Linked DNA regions of Homo sapiens: region 1 is linked to region 2. The links are chromatin loops, found by intact Hi-C in ENCODE. Cell type or tissue: chondrocyte. All regions are shown on one strand. Region 1 holds the start of PF4 (platelet factor 4). Region 2 has its middle 3.0 kb from the start of PF4V1.

The links. A loop is a pair of places that touch in the nucleus more often than their neighbours do. Peaks named below come from ENCODE experiments on the same cell type or tissue, not always from the same donor. Only the 100,000 strongest peaks of a DNase experiment are listed, where the experiment ranks them.
Region 1: a loop joins it to region 2, with 11 times the contacts of the local background. A loop is called at or near these places in 1 of 110 quality-filtered maps.

What each region holds. Positions count from the first base shown.
Region 1 is chr4:73,980,867-73,983,366 of GRCh38, forward strand. PF4 (platelet factor 4) reads right to left here and starts at 1,161. Exons shown (of 3, transcript NM_002619.4): 1 at 997-1,161; 2 at 551-677; 3 at 1-425. The coding sequence starts at 1,087. The coding sequence ends at 338. RefSeq lists an enhancer at 113-854. In chondrocyte, no CTCF peak of the experiment used is centred here; a DNase peak (open chromatin) is centred at 1,056.
Region 2 is chr4:73,855,045-73,857,544 of GRCh38, forward strand. No RefSeq gene overlaps it. Among named protein-coding and RNA genes, the nearest start is that of PF4V1, 3.0 kb to the left of the region's middle. In chondrocyte, no CTCF peak of the experiment used is centred here; no DNase peak of the experiment used is centred here.

The DNA.
Region 1 (2,500 bases), 130 kb after region 2:
CAAGGTAAATATGTAGCTATAAAGTACTGCAATCATGTAAATGCATGAATATGTATCAGCCAACATGTAACACCAAGCATAACCAGTATTCACACCTTCCTTCAAAATACTTTTTGCTTAAAATACCGGAATTTTTTTCTTCCATGAAATTGTTATGTGTCAACACAATTTTTGCACTATTATTAAGAAGTATTTTGACTATACTACAACTTGATTTATTTTGTTTATTTAAAATCATAAGGATAACACAAATATCAGAAGTTCTTTCACAGTTAGATTGAAACTGGAAAAAAGAAGTATGCTATATAGCAAATGCACACACGTAGGCAGCTAGTAGCTAACTCTCCAAAAGTTTCTTAATTATTTTCTTGTACAGCGGGGCTTGCAGGTCCAAGCAAATTTTCCTTCCATTCTTCAGCGTGGCTCTGGCAGGGAAAAGAGAAGAGATGTGACTTTCAGTCCTTGGGTTTGCAAATGGCATTAGAAGGGGGAGGGTTGGGCAGAGGAGGCACGGAGCGGGAGCACTGACAGATGCAGTGCAAGGACTCACATCAGTTGGGCAGTGGGGCAGTGGGGTCCGGCCTTGATCACCTCCAGGCTGGTGATGTGCCTGGGACGGACCTGGGAGGTGGTCTTCACACACAGGCACTGCAGGTCCCCATCTTCTTCAGCTTCAGCTGAGGGGGAAATGGAGAGGGTAAGAGAGGAGGAGGGGAGGGAGTGGTGACTCCATGAGTAGCCAGAGGTACTTTAGGGACTTTTTCCACTACCTTCAGCCTTCTTTTCCTTACCATAAATCACACCTCCCCCAGACAGAAGTTGTTCTAACCAGGTGGGAGGTGCAGGTGCAGCGCCTGGCACTGTGGCCAGACACTCAGCAGGCTCTCCGTTAAGTGTGGCTGTGATCATGATCCTAGAGGATTCCTCCCCAGCCCCAGGGCTTCCCGGACTCCCCCTCGCCGCTGCCAGCCCTCACAGCCTGGCTTCTGCTCTCACCGCTGGCGAAGGCGACCACAAGTGGCAGGAGCAGCAACCCCAGGAACAGCAGCCCGGGGCGTGAGGCGCAGAACCCGGCTGCGGAGCTCATGCTGCGGCAGAGCTTCCAGCAGGATCTCAGTGCTCAGTGCGATGGGAAACTCGGGCTGGGTCTCTGTGGCCAATGACTCCTGAGCCTCGCCGGCACGTTTTATTCCCGGCTGTCCTTCCAGTCCGGAAGCCTGAAGTGGACACCGAGGAACTGCGGTGCGGAAACTAAGATAGTACTGGGAAGACTTGGGTTCTGGCCAGCCAAGATTACCAAAAAAAAAAAAAAAAAAAAAAAAAAAAAAAAAAAAAAAAAAAAAGAAAAGAAAAGAAAGAAAGAAAGAAAGAAAGAAAAGGCTCTGGGCAGCTGCCTTGGCTGGGACCTCCAACCTCAACTTACATACAAGCACGTTTGTAGAGTTAGAAACAGAACTTGAGTCAGAAAAGGAATGTTTTTTGTGTTGTATTAACAGTAGAGTTCTCTGCTGTCATCATGCAACTTACACAGTAGGTGCTTTCAGGACCCTGACAGTTCCTGTTTCCTTTCCAACCTCCCAGCTGCAACTACCAATTATTACTACTGAGTTTGGTGGCTTTGTGTGTGAAGCATGTGTTATTCGCAATTATTTTCTGCTACTAATAAGTTTAATTTGGTCTCTAGGCGATGACTCTTTTGAATTTCACCTGAATGTGGAAAACTTCCCTAGTCTCTGGATGGTATTTACCAGGCTCCACCAACAATCACCCAGTATGCTGTAGGACGCAAGGTCTATTTTCCCATTACTCGTACTCTTGGAAAAATTGCAGAAGTAATATTTGAATGCATTCTTTTTGTAAAAGCTTAGTGCCTGGCTGTTTCTTCATTGTTTCCATCCTGAATAACAGTCCAGAAGAGAGGACAAGAAGAGTTTGCCAGGCCATGTCTCCCAGTGCCTGCTGTGTCTTCAGCCAGTGCTAGTGACAGGGTGAGATGAGCTGCACTGTTGGTGGGGAGCAGTGATGCTCTCTGCAGGAGGATTCAAGGCATCTGGGAGTTGAATGTGAGAATGATGGGAGGTGACGGTGGAGGGGATGCAATAGAATCCCACATAGGAAAGGGGAAGAGATCCATATGGACAGTCTTCCCTTCTCTGAGAAAGAATGACTTTGGCTCTTGATTAGGGCAAGGTACACCCTTAACCCAAAGCCAGAGGTTCTCTATCACACTTATTAACAGTGGTAAAGGGTGTCAGGAGCCCACTGCATGGAAAGCTGATATTCTAATATGTGGTAGGACTGGACTTCTATAGAAATATGCAATTTAATTGTTGAGCTGAGTAATTTCTTCCTCCTACTCTCCCACTACCTGCCTTTTCACCTGACTAAGACTTATTTATACTTCCGGAGTCAGCTTAAGTGTCAGTTCCTCAGAGGGCCCTTCCCTGACAACTATATGTAATTGTGTTCTCTTGCCTTTCTATCTTGCAGAACTCTGTCT
Region 2 (2,500 bases):
ACATCTGCAAAGATATATATATATATATATATATATATATATATATATATATATATATATATTTTTTTTTTTTTTTTGCCATGTTAAGCAACACATTCATAGTGTCCAGAGAGTAGAACACAAGGATCTCAGGGGTGGGGGGCATTATTCAGCCTACCACCATGGACCAGAAGGCAAGACCTACTTGAGGCAGGAGAAAGCTACAGACCCTTGTTCATGAGCTAGTGCAATTTTAACCTAATGTGACAATGTGTACAGATAGGATTAAGATCTATGATAAAATACAGATGGTACAGTTCAATCTCTGTGGTGGGCTGGAAGGGAGGGAGGTACCTAGGATGACAAATTGATTAAAATAAACAAAATTTACAGAGACTTGTGAATATCATCTAAAATTTCCACATCCACATTGCAAATTAGTATTATTCCTATTATAGAGATGAGGTGACAGTCTTGGGAAGGACGCAGCTTGTTCAGAGGCTGAGCAGATCATTCTGACTCCCTACTTCCTGCTCTTGCTTTCACATTGTGCTGTCTTTCACACAGGAAAGTGGCATGTTAGCGAATTCCATGAACTAGCTGTTGAAGGTGGAGTAGGAATTTGTTGGCGGGGGGGGGCAGGCGGGCAATGGGAAGACTGGAACTGCCTCAAGATAAATAACAAGTAGAAAGACACAAGATCATTTTAAGTCATTTGCATGTTTGTACAACAGTTCATAGCACTGCAGGGTTGGAGTATCTATGGGGAGAGAGAATGAACAAGGGTCTCCCAACCAGTTTTTGCCCACTTAGTGTTTTTTATCTTCAGTATAACTTAATGTACTACCACCCAAACTATCTTTCCAAAACCCAAATATTTCATTTCCCTGAATAAAATATTCAAGATCCGAAGTCCTTAACCTGGCATCCCAGGCTGCGCTACACTCACTTTCCCTCTGTGCCTTAGTTTTCATATGTGTGAAATGAGGACATTATGAGTGTCTAACTTTATGGATTGATTATCTTAAGGACTAAACAGAGGATGCATGCAAAACATTTGGCACAGTTCCTTATATACAGTCTGAGCTTAAAAATTAACAACGATTAATTGTATTATAGTATTATATTACCGGTATCAATATTTCTCTTAATGTACCATTCCAGTTAGTCTGGAGTGTTGAGTAAGAATTTTTTATTTTTTATTTTTTTGTAAGACAGTGTCTCACTCTGTTGTCCAGCAACCTCTGCCACCCAGGTTCAAGTGATTCTCATGCCTCAGCCTCCTGTGTAGCTGGGATTATAGGCAAGTGCCACCAAGCCCAGCTAATTTTTCTATTTTTAGTAGAGACAGGTTGGTCTCAAACTCCTGGCCTCAAGTGATCCACCGGCCTCAGCCTCCCAAAGTGCTTGGATTACAAGCATGAGCCACTGCGCCTGGCCTGAGTAAGGAATTTAACAGAGGGTTGTTTTTTTTTTTGTAATAGGTAGCAAAAAAAATTGCAATAGCAATGAAATTGCTCAAAACAAATGAACTTTGAAGGAGAAAATACTGGAAATCAGATGTGTGTGGTGTGATTTTGTTTTTGCTGCTTTCCTTTTTGTTGCCTGTCTCAAACAGCATACTTAGCTTTATTTAATAATTTGTTGATGTGACTTTTAAAGGGTCAAAAGAGCAAAACAAATTTTGCCAAGTCAAACAATCCTGGAATGCTGGTGCCTCATACATTCTTGCTTCAGAATGACTTTGGTCTAACTGTCCTGAGAACACTTTTGAGTCATGTATTAATCTGTTTTGCATTGCTATAATGGAATACCTGAGGTAATTTATTAAATTAAAAAAAAAGAAGCTTATTTGGCTCACAGTTCTGCAGTCTGTACAAGCATGACACCAATGTCTGCTCAGCTTCTGGTGAGGCCTCAGGAAGCTTTTACTCATGGTGGAAGGCAAAGGGGGAGCAGGCATTTGTGATGGTTAATACTGAGTGTCAACTTGATTGGATTGAAGGATACAAAGTATTGATTCTTCACATGTCTGTGAGGGTGTGGCCAAGGAAGATTAACATTTGAATCAGTGGGCTGGGAAAGGTAGACCCACTCTTAATCTTGGTGGGCACAATCTAATCAGCTGCCAGTGCGGCTAGTATATAAGCAGGCAAAAAAAATGTGAAAAGAGAAACTGGCCTAGCCTCCCAGCCCACATCTTCCTCCCATGCTGGATGCCTCCTGCCCTCAAATATTGGACCCCAAGTCCTTCAGTTTGGGGGCTCGGACTGCTTCTCCTTCCTCCTCAGCTTGCAGACAGCCTATTGTGGGACCTTGTGATCGTGTGAGTTAATACTTAATAAACTCCCCTGTGTATATATATGTATATATTTTTTCCAGCCCAGCTGGAAAGTTAAATCTTCTGGACTACAATGTTCCTTTAATCTCAGTCTCCATCCCTGACCTGGGGTTGGAGTCTCGAGGAAAACCATGAACAACAGCTTCTGTGGTAAAGATGCCACACCAAATCGGATGTTGT